2 separate regions of the Homo sapiens genome follow, and region 1 is linked to region 2. Evidence: chromatin loops called from intact Hi-C (ENCODE). Cell type or tissue: mammary epithelial cell. All regions are shown on one strand. Each heading gives the region's core, and the rest is flanking DNA. Links, peaks and the distances in the headings are about the cores only. Region 1 has its middle 59 kb from the start of MIR548G. Region 2 overlaps LINC02507 (long intergenic non-protein coding RNA 2507).

What was found. A loop is a pair of places that touch in the nucleus more often than their neighbours do. Peaks named below come from ENCODE experiments on the same cell type or tissue, not always from the same donor. Only the 100,000 strongest peaks of a DNase experiment are listed, where the experiment ranks them.
Region 1: it touches region 2 in a loop (4-fold over the local background); 2 of 110 quality-filtered maps call a loop at or near these places.

The regions. Positions count from the first base shown.
Region 1 is chr4:147,281,067-147,289,786 of GRCh38, reverse strand. No RefSeq gene overlaps it. Among named protein-coding and RNA genes, the nearest start is that of MIR548G, 59 kb to the left of the region's middle. In mammary epithelial cell, for the core only: no CTCF peak of the experiment used is centred there; a DNase peak (open chromatin) is centred at 4,686.
Region 2 is chr4:147,579,239-147,587,958 of GRCh38, reverse strand. All of the region lies in intron 3 of LINC02507 (long intergenic non-protein coding RNA 2507), which reads right to left. Among named protein-coding and RNA genes, the nearest start is that of LINC02507, 14 kb to the right of the region's middle. In mammary epithelial cell, for the core only: no CTCF peak of the experiment used is centred there; DNase peaks (open chromatin) are centred at 5,308, 6,118 and 7,348; H3K27ac peaks cover 1,331 bases.

The DNA.
Region 1 (8,720 bases), core at 506-8,505, 300 kb after region 2:
GAACTCCTGACCTCAAGTGATCTGCCTGCCTCAGCCTCCCAAAGTGCTAGTATTACAGGCTTGAGCCACCATGCCCAGCCTTACCTTGCCAACTTGTTTTACATATTAGATGATGTAGATAAAATTCTTTGATACTACTCGAAGAGGTGGAGCCTAATTCCCATCCTAGGGAGTCTAGGCTGTACTTAGTGCCAAATAGAATAAAGTGGGAGTGATGGTATGCAACTTCAGAGACTAGGCTTACAGGACACCATTCTTTCTCTCTTGGAATTCATACTCTAGCGGAAACTGGCTGCCATTTTGTGAGCAGCTTTATGGAGATGCCCATGTGGTGAGAAACTGAGCTTCCTGCAAACAGTCACAAGAGTAAGCCATCCTGGAGGTGAATCATCCTCCAGCCTCAGTCAAGCTTTTATTTATTTATTTATTTATTGAAATGGAGTTTCACTCTGTCGCCCAGGCTGGAGTGCAGTGTTGCAATCTCAGCATGCTGCAACCTCCACCTCCCAGATTCAAGCGATCCTCTTGCCTCAGCCTCATAAGTAGCTGGGATTACAAGCACCCGCCACCACGCCTGGCTAATTTTTGTATTTTCAGTAGAGATGGGGTTTTGCCATGCTGGCGACGCTTGTCTCAAACTCCTGACTTCAGGTGATCTGCCTGCCTCGGCCTACAAAGTGCTCAGTCAAGCTTTTTTGATACAGCTTTGACTGACATCTTGATGGTAACCTTATGAGAGAACCTGAGACATAAAAACCCAGGTAAGCTGCTCTTGGATTTCTCATCCCAGAGACTTCATAATATGTGTTTGTTGTCTTAAGGCACTGTATTTTGCAGTACTTTGTTATGCAACAATATATAACTAATCAAAATATCAACTATGTAGGAAGGCATGTAAAATATACTAGAAAATCAGGAGAATATTTTTAACTTCATTGAAAAAAATCCTACAGACTACTTTTGCTTTTACAATTACAACAGAGTTTTGGACATAAAACAATTAATATCAGGCCAAGAGATACATCATGAATTGCCTAAACTGGGGAGGATGCTTGTTCTTGTTTTTTCTAACTGGAGTTAGAAGAATCTAGGGCATAGGCCCTTCTATTTCTCTATCTTTCCCTCCCACACATTCCTTTGCCTTTTTTCTCCTACTGAGGCTGTTGGCTGTGTGATACCTTTTGTGAAGTTTGTTTCCAATGACAGACCTTGATCACATATAGAAACACCCCTAAAACTATGTACCGTGAAAAGCAAAAACAACCAACCAACCAACAAACCAACAAACAAAACCTTAGCCAATGCCCAGCTTCTGTAATGATATATTGTTAGAATTTCAGACCAGCTGGCATATCTTTTGCATATATTATTTGCTCAGTGCTCCAATTCATTTATACAAAATAAAGAAGAGGTTCTGATTTATAATATAAACCTAAACCAGAATTAATCACTCATTGTCTTGGTCCCCACAGTTGTGCTCAACTACCTATCCTTATTTTGTATCTATCTTTAATAACTGTTTTCTGATTATAAATATATTCTGCGAATCTTGTATCACACGTTTATGTAACAGCTAAAGCAGCACTAGAGCAATTACTGGCAGCTTCAGACTATTTTATAAAGGAGCTTATTGGAAAAGTATGGCAATCTAGTGGGAATTGGGAGATGGGGCATTTGTATTGAGATTCTACATTAGAAAAGTAATAAGAGATTACAGGGATGGTGGTGGTGGCCTATGTTCTCCTCCCTCCCAGCCACTTGTTGCCACTGCCACTGAAAGCAGTGTTTTGCGGTGGAACTATTCTCCATTTCTTTACTGGCAGCTCTTCTTCTATCAGCTGCTTAACTGTTATTCTTTAAAGCAATAGTTCTCAAACTTTAATACATCAGAATCACTTGGAAGTCTGGTTAAGACAGATTTCTGAGCCCGCCCCTAGAATTATTGATCTAGTAGGTCTGTGGTGAAACCTGAGAATTTGCACTGCCAAGTTCCCAGGTCATGCTGCTGCTGCTGTTCTCTAGACAACACCAAGAACTGCTGCCCTGAAGTTGAGATCCTGAGGACATGGTGAGGCCAGGAGCCAAGACAGCAAAAGAGATCGTCAAACTGCTTTGCATGAGGCAATAACAGGAATATATTTCTCCTCTTGAGAAAGAGGAAATGAAGAGAGAGAAGGAGGAAGAGAAGTGGAGTGAGCAAGATGGCCTGAGGCTGAGGGGTCAGATAAACAACAAGGCAATTATTGAAATGCACCTGGGAGAGCGGTCCCCGCAAATCTTTAAAAAATCCCTCCTCCATATCTGGACAAATCTTAAAATAACACCACATTTACTCATTTCCTTGTAAAGTGTGTATGTGTATGTGTGTCTGTGTGAGAGAGAGACAGAGACAGAGAATGTGCACCTGCCTGTGTGAGGAGATTAAGACAGATGCTGAGTTTGCTATGGGGCTGATGTGACTCAGAGCAGAGGCAGCTCCTGTAAGATGTCGAGATGATCAGTAGATTGAAGAAGTAGTAGGCTGTAGCCAGAGGTGATCTATAACCTATCAGTCCCTACACCTCACGCCTTCCTTCAGTGGAATTTATAGTTATTTTGGAGAAGGATTTGGGCCTGCACAGGACATGAAAATGGAGCTTTGAATCAATCATACCTTGTTTTCTGAGGGCCAGAGAGGCCTCAGCTAACATCTGGGTTACTTTTTCTTATGGTTCTCATCTACTTTTGTGTTTATTCTTAAGTCTTTACATCTGGTAAGCAGATGGCAATACACTTCTTCAAATCGCAACCTTGAGAGCCTCCTGTCTTCTCCTCCTGAATTATTTGGTTACTATATGGAGGTAACAGTTCCTTGCTACAGGTCATTTTTATTCTGACCCCCAGGTGAAGCTTGGATATTCTTAAGACTCTGGGAAGTGGGGGCCGCCCCAGCTGCCCTATATTTGAGGAAGACCAGGAGGACAGTGCTTTGACAATTCTGGGCTGACTGGAGAATGAGAGATGTTGTGGGGCCCCATGAGCATCAGGCCTGCAACGTCCTGTCACCATCTCTGCTGCAAATTCATCTTGTTATCCTCTTTCTCCATAAAAGTCTGTGAGCCTGTGAGGGGAGGGAAGGAAGAAACATCTGCCTTGGGATTTAAGGCCAACAGGCCTGTTTCCTGTCCCCTCTTCCTTGGTTGCCCCTTTGGTCTCCATGCAGATGCATTGCTCTATGAATTTATTTGTCGTTTCCAGCCTTGACTGGTTCAGAATGCTTTTAACCATTAGAAAAAGAAACAACTAGTTAAAGGATTTAATTAAAAGCTAATGATATACTTCAATGTGGTGCTAATTAGAGACATGGAGCTTGTTGTTCCTTAACATCTTGTTCACCAAGAGGACATTAACTTATGAAAAGTTGGAGAGATTAAGCATGGAAACCTTTGATGGTGGTGATGGCGGTAGTTCTGATTGGTGAATCAGACCAATCTTGCCTTCAGGAATCCTACATAGAGTTTGGTGGTTCTCCAGAGACTAAGTTCAACTACTGATGCAGTTTCATATACTGAGTTCCTTCTCAGGGTAAAAATGTCTTTCCCAAGCACTGAAAATTTATGTCAGAAATGGAGTCTTGGCATGTTCTAGAAAATGGAGAGTGCCTCATGAGAGCTGCTGGAGCAAGGCATTCTTTTTCCTGCTCCTGGTATGCCCCACTCTTCCCCTTCCCTGCTGATTTTCATATAGCTTCTCCCCACTTGCCGAGAATACGTTTTCAGGATGGTTATGACTTCTCTACACACAAAAGGGCAGACATGTGAGCACTGGGTTCCACAGTTACTGTCAGTGCTGGGCATCGTACCAACACCAACAGAATCCCCATCTGGGTTCTTCTCAGAGGTTATGCAGTCCTGATTCAACAGACAATAAACAATAGGGAACAAGGATAATGGCCATTGGAGTTGCAAAAGAAGTGCCTGTTTTCATTATTTATACTCTCTGGCACTCCCTTATGGCTCCTTTATTCAAACATCGGTAGACTGAAACAAAAAAGGATTCTTGGAAGAAATAATTATTTAAAAAATGATGAAAAGCATTTCTACTAATTCTGTAAACTTGCTAAAATAATAAATTATTGGAAGAATATTGGGTAATGTAAAGGATTGGTGGAAGAACCGAACCACTAAGCCTGGGGAAATCAGAAAATAGAGGCCTTGTCTTTATTTGGGATTTCAAATTCCAGATGAGAGAATTTGATTGGACCAGACAGGGTGTGTTGTGCCTACTTTGGTTCTAACCATCCACATTGTCAGGAGATCGGACAGGGAGCGTAGCTGCTGTGATTGGGAGAATCCTGGTGAGTTGGGCAGCCTCTTGCAACATGTATGTTCTGCATTGGTCAATCATAATTTTAATCAAGTTAGCGGCTATTAAATGGAATGTGCCTAAACTTAATGCCCTGCATTATCTTGCTTGAAACATGAATAATCTGTTACCAAACTAGGGAAAAAACATAACATCCTCTAGGCAAGAATGGTAGTTCTTAAACTGTGGTCTCCAGACCATCAGCATGGACATGATGGAGAACTTGTTGGAAATACAAATTGTTTTTCCCATTCCAGATCTAGTGAATTCCTGGTGAGACACAAAAAGCATGTTTTAACAAATACTCTAGATGATTCTGATACATGCAAAAATTTAACGTGTATGAATCACCTAGGGGTGTTGTTACAGTACATATTCTTTTTTAGTAGGTCTAGGGTAAGGCTGATACTCTGCATTTCTAACAAATTTCCAGGTTACCCCATTGGTGCTGATGCAGGGACAGACTTTGAGTAGCAAAAATAAAGATATTGAAGGAGAAAACTTATATCACTATTTCAAACTGTTGAAATTCTGTAGACAAAAGAGCAATGAAAACCTTAAAGTCCTGTATGAATAAATTATTATTATTGCTATTGGATGATACTAGTTTTCATAAATCTTCAGAACATTGTGTATTTTGGGGGTAGAGGGGACTCTTATCTTCAACTGGCAGGTCTGAAGACAGGATTGGTTATAAAGTTTATGTAGCAAGTCACCTTTAAGTCAAGTATATAAATGCCCCATTTGTCTTAATCTCAACATATAATAGCGTGTAGCAAGAGTAGTATTTATATCTCCAGCTATCACTTGTCTCGTTCATGACAGAAATAACGTTCCACATTATTTAAAAATTATAACTCAAAGCATAATGCTAATGAAGTTGCCAAGCTATGACCCAAAAGAAGGCAGAGCCTGGCCAGATGGCTCAAGTTACTGATTACAACTTGTTGGGTCTTTCCTGGCCCAGATTGATCTTATCTAGTGTTTTTAATCTCTGGCTATTTGGTGAATAATCATGAAAGCTTTTGAGCATCTGGTTCAATTTCCAGCAATTTGCTATTAGTGATACTCAAATCTGATTGCAGTGATTTGGCAATGACTTAATGGGAGTAGGGAAAGATTATCTAACTGGGTTTATGAACCTTGCTAGCTAGGGGTCTCTTAGATTATGTTTGCCAATATTTTCCTTTCATTTCATTGCTGTTATTATCAGATGACTGTGTTTCTTGGAGTTTTTGCTTTTGAAGATTATAGATACTTTCATTTCACCTAATGCATTAAAAAAATTTAAGAGGACCTCCTCCACACAAAAATCTCCCACTAGGTCAACATTAATGTACATAAAAAGATCTCTCATCATAACTAAAATTAAAACAAGAACTAAGACTTACTGACAGAGTAATTCTGTTGTATTCCTCAGAGAGGCCAAATAAACCTGAGAATAAAGACAAACAAGGGAACATAATTTATTTAGTCTTTCAAAATTTATCATAAAACTTAGTAGGAAAGAGAATTAAATCATTAGTAATTGAGGAGTTCCCCCTTTCCATAAAGTCCTTGCTTGCAATCAAGAAATGAAGAGCAGAGATATGTAGGCATTTTTCTGGAGAAAGAAACACTGATATTGTGACATCCAAAGATTTATTTCTGATAGGTGTCTAAGTTAACATTTTTATAAATAATCTGAATGGATAATTATACATAGTTAAATGGTAGATAATGACTAGGATAATAATATGAGAGAAACTAATGGCTGTTTCAAACTTGAGCTTAAGGTATAATTGCATCTTGGTTGAGTTCTGAATATCAGTGTCTGATCTCTCAGCTTCCAGGTTGGAAGTCTTGGTTGCCTTTTTATTAAGAGAAAATTTCTAGGAAAATGGCTTCCTTACTTGAAAAAGGCTCACTAAAGGTAAGAGAATGTGTATACTTAACATTTTTTTTATTGACGTATATTTAACACAAAGATTTAAGGTATACAATTTGATGATTTAATACACACATACGTTGTAAAATAATCAGCACACACTAATTAACACAGCAATCACTTTAGATAGTTACCACTTAAACGTTTGTATGTGTGTGTATGACAAAAATACTTAGTGTCTCCCCTCTTGGCAAATTTCAAATATACAATAAACTATTGTTAATTATACTCATATTATTGTACATTCGATCTCCAGAATGTATTCTTCCAGCATAATTGAAACTTTGTACCCCCAACCAACATCTCCCCATTTTTCTCTCCCCTCACCCCTGGCAAACACTATTCTATTCTCTGTTTCTATGACTTCAACTATTTTAGATTCCCTCTTTTTAAGGCTGAATAATATTCCATTGTGTGGAGTGTTTGTATGTGTGTGTGTGTGTATAGCCCCCACATTTTCCTTTATTCATTCATCATTTCCATACTTTGAGTATTGTAAATAATGTGGAAATTAACATGGGAATGCAGATATCTCTTGGAGAGCCTGATTTCATTTCCTTTGGATGTATACGCAGTAGTCAGGTTACTAGATCTTTTTATTTTTTGAGGAACCTCCTACTGTTTTCCATAATGGTTGTACCAATTCACATTCCCAGAAACAGTATATAAGAGTTTCCTTTTTTCCACAGCCTCTCCAACACTTGCTATCTTTGGTCTTTCTGATAATAGCCATTCTAACAGATGTGAGGTGATAACTCAGTTTTGATTTGAATTTCCTTGATGATTAGCAATGTTGAGGGCATTTTCATAAACTTGTTTGCCATTTGTATGTTTTCTTTTGGGAAATGTCTATTTAGATCCTTTGCTAATTTTTGAAACAGGATGTTTTTCATTATTGAGTTGTGTGAGTTCCTTATATATATTGGATATTAACCCCTTATCCTTCTCGCAGTTTTTCAGTTTCAGGTCTTACATTGAAGTCTTCAATCCATTTTGAGTTGATTTTTGTATAGGTGTGAGATAAGTGTCTAATTTCATTCTTCTGTATGTGAATATCTATTTTTATCAGCATCACTTATTGAAGAGACTGTCCTTTCCTCAGTTTGTGTTCATAGCACTCTTGTCAAAGACCAGTTGATTGTAGATGTGAGGACTTATTTCTGGGCTTTCTGCTCTGTTCCATTGGTCTGTATGTCTGTTTTTATGAAGGTACCATACTATAGATTTGTAAAATAATTTGAAATTAGGAAGTGTGATGCCTGCAGCTTTGTTCCTCTTGCTCAAGATTGCTTTGTCTATTTGGGGTATTTCGTGGTTCCATATGAATTTTGGAAGTTTTTTTCTATTTCTATAAAGAATGACATTAGGACTTTGATAAGGATTGCAATACTGTGAATTGCTTTGGGTATAATGAACATTTACAGACGTTAATTACTCCAATCCATGAACACAAGATATTTTCCCATCTATCTGTGTCTTTCTTAATTACTTTCACAAACATTTTATAGTTTTTAGTGTACGTGTCTTTCACCTCTTTGATTAAATTTATTCCTAAGTATTTTAAACTTTTGGCTGTTATTGTTAATGGATTATTTTTAAATTTCCTTTTCAGATGGTTCATTGTTGTGAATAGAAATGTAATTGATGTTTGCATGTTGATATTTTACCTTGCAGCTTTACTGAATTCATTCATTATTTCTAATAGTTTTTCTTTTTGCTCGTTGTTGAGCCTTTAAGATTTTCTATGTGTATAATTATGTCATTTACAAATAGACAATTTTACTTCTTTTCCAATTTGGATGCCTTTTTATTTCTTTTTCTTGCCTAATTGCTGTGGATAAGATTTTCAATTCTAGGTTGTAAAGAAGTGGCAAGAGTGGGTATCCTTGGCTTGTACTAGATCTTAGAGGGAAAGCTTTTAGTTTCCCGCCACTGATTATGATATTTACTTTGGGCTTTTCCTATGTGGCCTTTATTGTGTTTAGGTAAGATTCATCTGTAGCTGTTTAGTTGAGAGTTTTAAGAATGAATGGATGTTGAACTTTGTCAAATGTGTTTTTTTTTTTGCCTCTATTGAGATGATCATGTGTTTTTTTCTCTCATTTTGTTAATATGTTGTATCATGTTGATTCATTTGCATATATTGAACCATTCTGGTATCCCTTTGTTAAATCTCACTTGTTCATGGTGTATGATTCTTCCAATGTGTTGTTGAATTTGGTTTGCTAGAAAAATTGGCCTGTAGTTTTGTTTTGTTTTTTTCCTGTAGGGTCTTTTCTTGGTTTTGGTATCAGGGTGAAGCTGACCTTATTCAGTGAATTTGGAAGAGTTTACTTTTTTTCTATTTTTTGAAAATTTAACAAGGATTGATATTAATTCTTCAAGTGTTTGGTAGAATTGACATGTGAAGCCATCAGGTCCTGGGCTTTGTTGGAAGGTTTTTGATTAC
Region 2 (8,720 bases), core at 333-8,332:
GAAAATAGTCAACTTCCCTTAGCTAGGCACCAATAACATAGAGTTTTTGAGAAAATCAAGCAAGGCAAGGATGGCCTATTTTTCTCTAAGAAATTCATCCGTATGTTCAAATGAATGTCTTCCTTTTCAGAGAAGTTGCTTTGGGAGTCTAGACACTTCTTTCAACTGTACTGCTATTGCACTAAACATTTTAGGAACTTTTTTTGGAATTACCTTTAGGGCTAATTAAGGAATCAAAGTAAAAGCTAGTCTCATTATATTGTAGGCTACAGCACTTCTATCCAGTCAGTTACCGTCTGCCTTATTAAATGGCTTGGTTGTTTCCAAAAATGAAACTTACCCTGATGAAAAAAAATATTTTTAAAAAATACCCTGACATTCAAAGCAATTCCCGTAGTGTGTGAAGGAAGGAAGTTCCTAACTGGAGTTTCAAAACTGTTTTGAAAATCGCTGGAATGTTGCTGCCTACTTTGATGGGGACATCATTCATTTGTATGGATAAATTCAAGTATATTTGTTCAAACCCAGTGTCATTGTCTTATAGTCATGTCTTTTGACAGTAACTATTTATAATGTGAAATAGGGATCCTTTTGAGCTGAGAGACCTCATCAAAAGACAAATGCTATTATTTAAAAAGGAATCATGGTGAATTTTTAACTAGAGTCTGCTGCGTTCAGTTACAGGCTCCAGAAACTTCTGAAAACAAAAGGAGAAAAATACAAAGGCCATTGTGCCCAGATCAGGCCTGTGATGTTCCTTTTATCCTCACATGGATTTGTTTAGCGAGTTACTGCAGTGCTTGTGTATATGATTAAATTTAAGCCAGTCATCATGGAATAGAATTATAAAGGCTGCGGGGTCCATATTTTGAAACAAGCAGGAAAACAACATGAACTTGTTAGAGGATGAATCCAGACTTTGATCTTAGCAAATACATAAACAGTAACAAGATGGAAATAAAAGGTAAAAATATTTGTAATATATTTATGTTTGGTTATTAATAAAAAGGGAAATCGGTGAAAAAGGCAAAGCCAAAAAGAAAAAAAAAAGCTTCTGCTTAGGTACTTCGTTAAACCACATAAAAACTGTGAGAGTCCTGAGCAAATGAAATCTGTGACACATACTGAAACCCTTGAGCTGGGCCTCCAAGGGCTTCATGGTTTTAAAGAGGCTGTTACGGACCTGGAGCTTTTCTGGCATGCCAGTCTCAGACCCTCCAGACTCGGGGGCTGCCAAACTGCTCATTTCCCACAAAACTTCAGCAGACTTGTAGTCTCTGACCATCCATCCATGTGCTATATTCCCAATAAAGCTATGCATCCTTTCAGATGACCCATATTGTGGAAACCAGTATCTGAACAAATCTGGGACCCTTTTAAAAAACTCGGTAGCTATGCTGTGCAAACCACGAATGCACTACTTCCCATTTGATTAGACATTTTCTTCTGGAAATGATTTTTGGAATTGATGTGGTGTCTATTTTTTTTTTCAACAAAGCTGTCTCTCTTTTAAAATAAATCCCACGAATAATTTACTCTGCTGCCAGAGATGTGCTTGCTTTTATTTTTATTAAGGCCTGAAGTGTCTGGGATCAGCATCCTTGTGCCCCTCAGGGCTGTATGACCTTATGACCTGCATGGTCCTGCCAGGTCGCTTTCAGGGAAGGAAGCCCTCTTGATGGTGTGGAATGAGCCTCCTGAAGTGTCCACACATTCTCCATCCTGGCCCAGTGCCAGCCTGTGTTCAGGCTGCCTCAGACCTCCACAGAAAGGGTTAATAACGCACAGCAGAACGTCCAGGCAGATGAATAACAGATGAGTTTCCCAAATCTTGGTAAAACAGTGATGTAGAAAGTTGGTGAGGTTTTAGAGATAACTCCCAAATGTTTATATCATAAAATATTCTCCTTTCCATTTTTCACTTTCCCTAGCTAAGGAGGCTAAAATTCTTTACTAAGTGAAGGAAGTCAGATACAAAAGGTCACATATTTATATGAACTCTCCAAAATAGGCAAATCTATAGATACAAAAAGCAGATTCATGGTTGCCAGGGGCTGAGGGGAGGGAAAAGGGAGAGTGACTGCTTACAGGGTTTCCTTTGGGGTGATAAAAAATGTTCTGTAACTAGATAGTGCTGATGTTTGTAGAACATTGTGAAGGTAATTAACAGTTATTAAAATGGTAAGTTTACGTTATATGTATTTTACCACAATAATTTTTTTTCTTCCTTAGGTAAAGTACAGGTGAAATGCAAATAGGAAAAGTAATTGTTAAGTCATTTGCACTCATCAATATCTTAGTAGTAATTTTTAGGGCAATTAAGGGGTCTCCTAGTAAGTCCCTGATTATTGGGTAAAACAAAAAAATTGGTTATTGGTGAAAATGGATGAAAGGGCAAAGCTGGTGTAGCACGTGTGAGGAAAGGACAAGAAGGCAGGTCGGGGTAAGACTGACCTAGTGTAATGGTGAATTTTATGTGTTAACTTGACTGGGCCATGGGGTGCCCAGTGCCTAGATATTTGGTTAAACGTTACTTCTGAATGTGTCTATGAGGATGTTTCTGGATCAAATTAACACTTGAGTCAGTAGACAAAACAGATTCCTTCCCCAGTGTGGGTGGGGCTCACTCAGTCCATTGAAGGCGTGAAAAGAACAAAAGACTGAATCAGAAAATTTTTTTCTCCCTGCCTGTCTTTGAACTGGGACATTGGTCTTCTGCTGTTCATCTTTGACTCAGACTGGAACATACACTATTGTCTCTCCTGGTTCTCAGGCCTTTGAACTTGGACTGGAACTATACCATCGGTTCTCCTGGGTCTCCAGCTTGCTGACTGTAGATCTTGGGACTTCTTAGCCTTTATAACTTCATCAGCCAATTCCTTATAATAAATATCTTTATATTTTTATCTGTATCTGTGCATGCATTTCTAACTATGGATATATATATTTCTATCTGTTACTGGTTTTGTTTCTCTGGAGAACCCAGACTAACACAGGTTTTGGTACCAAGAAGTGAAGTGTGGCAGTAAAAGATATCTAAACATGTGGAAATGGCTTTGGAGCTGAGTAACGGGTAGAGGCTGAAAGAGTTTTCAGGTGCATGCTAGAAATATGGATATAAAAAGAGATTTTGATGAGGTCTCTGATGGAAATTAGGATCATGTTATTGGAAACTGGAAGGAAGGAAATTCTTGTTATAAAGTGGCAAAGAACTTGGCTGAATGGTGTTCAGGTGTTTTGTGGAAGGTAGAACTTGTGAGCAATGAAATTGCATATTTAGCAGAGGAAATTCTTAAGCAAAGTGTTGAAGGAGCATCTTTGCTCCTCCTGAGTGCTTGTAGAAAAATGTGTGGGCTGGGCACAGTGGCTCACACCTGTAATCCCAGCACTTTGGGAGGCAGAGACAGGTAGGTCACTTGAGGCCAGGAGTTCAAGACCAGTCTGGCCAATATGGCAAAATCCTGTCTCTACTGAAAATACAAAAATTAGCCAGGTGTGGTGGTGCATGCTTGTAATCCCAGCTACTTGAGAAGCTGAGGCAGGAGAATTACTTGAACCCAGGAGGTGGAGGTTACAGTGAGCTGAGATCATGCCACTGCACTCCAGCCTGGGCTACAGAGCAAGACTCTGTCAAATGTGAGAGAAGAGAGATGAATGAAGAAGAAATTGTTAAGCAAAAATGAACCAGAGCTTTAAGGTTTGGAAAACAATCAGCCTATTCATATTGCAAGAAACCGAGAAAGCATGTTCTGAAGAGTATGCCAAGGGTATGGCTGGATTATGGTTTGAGAAAGAGTTTATGGGATGATATGAGCAGAAACACTGCCAGTTTGAACTGAAGGGGATGGAGATGTAACAAAATGAAGGAAGGCTGTTGGAATTCTTGGATTCTGTGAAAAGGACTGTATAGCTATTTGGCTGTGAATGCATGCTATTCTTCAAGGAAAAGGAAGAATGACTTCAAATGTGACTCAGAGATCATCAGGGCTGTCACTCCTACCACAGACCTAGGGGATAAGGCTATCTCCTGTTTGGTTTCAAAGAGTGTGACCACCCCTCTTGTTTTAGAAGGTGAGAAAAGCCCTACTCAGTGCCTTAGGAGTGAGCCCACAAAGTGTAACCTTGGGAGCAGAGCAACTCAGAGTCTCAGGTGCATTACTTTTTTTTTTTTTTTTTTGAGACAGGGTTTGGTTCTGTCACCTAGGCTGGTGTGCAGGGGTGCAATCTTGGCTCACTGCACCTCTGTCTCCTGGGCTTAAGCCATCCTCCCATCTCAGCCTCCAGGGTAGCTGGGACTGCAGGTGTGCACCACCATGCCTGGCTAATTTTTGTACTTTTTGGCTTTATTTTGTTTTGTTTTTTGTAGACATGGGGTTTCACCATGTTGCCTAGATTGGTCTTGAACTCCTGGGCTCAATTGATCTGCCTGCCTCAGCCTCCCAAAGTGCTAGGATTACAGACTTGAGTCACTGTGCCTGGCCTTGGGTGCATTACTTTTTCAGTGGGTCCTGAAGGTGGGAGTGCTACCCTACTGGGCACAGAAGGCAGAGCATGGGACCAAAGAGAATTATTCTTGAGCCTTAAAATCTAATGGAATTCACCTTGCTAGGTTTTAGATTTTCTTGGGACTTGTCTTCCATCTTCTGGCTTCTCCCTTTTGGAAGGAAAATATCTATCCTATGCCTGTCCCACCATTGTATTTAGGAAGAAAATAGCTTGTGTGGTGAAACTAAATACAACTTAAGTCAGATATGTCATATATGAGTGAGACCTTATCTTTGGACTTTAGACTTGATGCTGGAATGAGTTAAGGCTTTTGGGGCTATTAGGATAGAATGAATGTATTTTGCACACTAGAAGGATATAAATTTTCGCAGTCCGGGGCAGAATGTTACAAACTGAATGTTTGTGTCCCCTCAGAATTCATATGTTGAAGACTTACCTGCCAATGTGATAGTATTTGAAAATAGGGACCTTGGGAGGCAATTAGGTTTAGAGTAGGTCATGAAGGTGGGGCCCTATTAAGAAGAAGACTTTTTTTTTTTCTTATTCCACTTGAGCACAAAGGAAAGGCCATATAAGGGCACAGAGAGAAGGTGGCCATCTGCAACCCAAGGTCAGAGACCCCTCACCAGACACCAACTTTGCTTGTGCCTCAATCTTGGATTTTCCAGCCTCCAGAACTGTGAGAAATAAATTCCTATTGTTTAAGCTACCCAATATATGATGTTTTATTATTGCAGTCTGAGCTGACTAAGACACCTGGTGCATCTCATGGGGAAGACAGAACAAAATGAAAGTGTGCATGAGCTGGGAGAGGGCCAAAGGCAAACCTGCTGCCTTGTGTTTGTTCAGGGCTTGTCCCAAATTCTTGAGTTATTAATACACCATAAAGTATTTAAAGGTTATTGCAATTATGCATGTTTATTTCTGATGATGATTGCTCAATGACTTCTAGGTGCTGGGAGGAAGTGGAATATGGGGAAGAAAAGATTCTCACTCCCACATATTTTCATGGGGAAAGACAAATGAAAGGTCCCAACCACACATCCATTTTCTATAATTGTAGTTTTCAGCAGTTAGGGTCAAATGACTTCTTAGTATTTGTCTGCTATTAGTTTAAATGGGTAGCTCAAAGGAGAAATAGTCACATCTCAATGTTTCGTTAAATTATAAAGCAGCAGATTGGACAGAAGCCTCCTTTTGTGAGCTCCCTGACAGTGCAGGGGTAGATTGGCCCTTGCGGTCGAGCTTTCTCTTATCTTTAAAGACTTGTCCCCTCCTAAGCGTTTATCTTCCTCCTGTCCTCCATTCTACACAGTCCTCTTACTGCTACCACATTGAACTACTTAATCCCCATCCCCAGAATTCTGGGGCCGTTTGAAGAGTCCATGCTTTGCACATGCATTTCTTTGGCCTGGAAGTTTCTCTTGCCTTCTTTGTTTGACACAATTCCTACAACCTCCTAACACCCCAAGACATTTTATGAGCTGTAAGAAACCTTAGAAATCACATCACACTGACCAACAATGTGGGTAACAACTCTTGGGAGAATCTAATTTGGCTTTCTTACTGAGTCATTACTTTGGGTAGACAAGTTATCATCTGAACTCTTAACTAAACTGAGTAAAAAAATATACATAAAAGCATTTCGTAACAGCAGATTCTGTAAGGGAGGCTGACTTTGCAGATGCTTGGTGTGTTGTGGGAAGCACAAGGAAATAATAAAACACCCTGAGTCTTACTACACAGGCCTGAGTGGACTTCTGTAGCCATTTGTGCTGCTATAACAAAATGCCACAGACTGGGTAATTCATGAGCAATTGAGAATTATTTCTCATAGTTCTGGAGCTTGGGAAGTCAAGAACAAGGTGCTGGCATCTGGTGTCTGGTTAGGGCCTTCTTGTTATGTCCTCACATGGCAGAAGGTGGAAGGCAAAATGGGGCCTTTAGCCATATTATAAGGCATTAGTCCATTTACAGGGATGGAACTCTCATGATTTAATCACCTCCCCAAAAACCCCACCTCTCAATACTACCATGATGGGGTCAAGTTTCAACATAAATTTTGAAGGAGGAACGTTCAAACCATAGCATCCACGGAAAACAAAAAGTAAGCACGGATGTGCCCCTCTGGGGAAGGCTGAGGGTCTGAATGTGCTTCTGGCAAGAGAAATCATGGAGGAATAAAAAGAAAGCACATTACTTGTGCTATTATCTACCTCTGGGTTAAACTGAACAGTGGGATCAAAGTGGTTTGTTTGTTCTACTAGTTTGTTTTTTAGTAAAGCACTTGTTTATTTTGTTTTGAGGTAGTTTCTCTGGAGGGATTGAGGGCAAATCTGAGTGGAAATTACTTGTTTTTTCCATGTAATCCTATAATAAGTACAAGTTTTTTTTATAGTCGTTTGATTCCCACAAAGAGCTCTGTATTCGTGTGTGTGTGTGTGTGTTGTGTGTGTGTGTTTTGGGAGGTGGGGAGACAGGAAGCTGAATACAGAGGAGCTAAACGTTGAGAAAGTAAGAGTAGGAAAATAGGACATGGTATGTTGGAAGGTGAAATAAAGAGAAGTAAACACAGGAGTATCAGGAAAAAGGAAAGAGAAGCTCACAAGGGATAGTGTGGGGAAAGGACATAGGGTAGGTAACACAGTAAATCAGAAGGAAGCAGAGCTGAGTTGAATAGTGATGTGGTTTGAATCTGTGTCCCCATCCAAATCTCTTGTTGAATTGTAATCCTCAATGTTGAGGTGGGGTCTGGTGGGAGGTGATTGGATGATGGGGGCAAATTTCCCCTTCAGTGCTGCTCTTGTGGTGGTGAGTAAGTGCTCTTAGGAGCTGGTTGTTTTACAGAATGTGTCATCTCCCCTGCCTTCCTCCTGTTCTGGCTGTGTAAGACGTTGGCTGCTTCCCCTTTGCCTTCCACCATGATTGCAAGTTTCCTGAGGCCTCCCTGGAACCTGTACAGCCTGCAGAACTGTGAGCCAATTAACCCTCTTTTTTTTTTTTTTAAATAAATTACCCAGTTTTAGATGTTTCTTTTTCTTTTCTTTTTCTTTTTCTTTCTTTTTTTTTTCTGAGACAGAGTTTCACTCATGTTGCCCAGGCTGGAGTACAATGGCATGATCTCGGCTCACTGCAACCTCTGCCTCCCAGGTTCAAGCGATTCTCCTGCCTCAGCCTCTTGAGTAGCTGGGATTACAGGCACATGCCACCATGTCTGGTTAATTTTTGTATTCGTAGTAGAGATGGGATTTCACCATGCTGGCCAGGCTGGGCTCGAACTCCTGACCTCAGGTGATCCACCTGCCTTGGCCTCCCAAAGTGCTGGGATTACAGGCGTGAGCCACCGTGCCCAGCCTCAGGTATTTCTTTATAGCAGTGTGAGAATGGACTAATACAAATAGTAGAGTGTTGAAGCCATCCTCTTCATTTTGAAGATGAGCAAACTGAAGCCCATGGAGGCTATGTGAATTAGCAAATTGGTTAAGGCCAGAACTAAGGTGAGCCCTTGTCTCCTGTTCCATGAAGTACATGGCTGTGTGTGGTGGGTGGAGGTGAGAGGGGAGACCTCTGAGCTGAAGACAGAACCATGATGTGATTTTTTTTCCTGTTCATTATTGTTAAAGGCTAATTTTTAAAAATTTATTTTTACATTATTATTATTATTATTATTATTTTAAGATTCAGGAGGTGCATGTGCAGGTTTGTTACATGGATACATTGTGTAATGGTGAGGTTTAGGCTTCTAGGGTACCCATCATCTAAATAGTGAACATTGTACTCAATAGGTTATAATTTTTTTTGACATTTATCCTTCTCCCCTTCTCCCCATCTTTGCAGTCCCCAGTGTCTATTATTTCCATCTTTATGGCCATGTGTACCTGTTGTTTAGTTCCCACTTATAAATGAGAACATGTGGTATTTGATTTTCTGTTTCTGAGTTATTTCACTCAGGATAATGACCTCTAGCTCCATTCAGGTTGCTGCAAAGAACATGACTTCATTCTTTTTTATGACTGCATAATATTCCATGATGTATATATACCACATTTCCTTTATCCAGTCTTCCATTGATAGGCACTTAAGTTGATTCCATGACTTTGCTATTGAGACCAGTGCTGAAATAAACATGTGAGTGCAGGCATCTTCTTTATATAATGATTTAAAAGGCTAATATTTTTAAAAGGTGAATGTTTATATCATGCATCTGATATAAA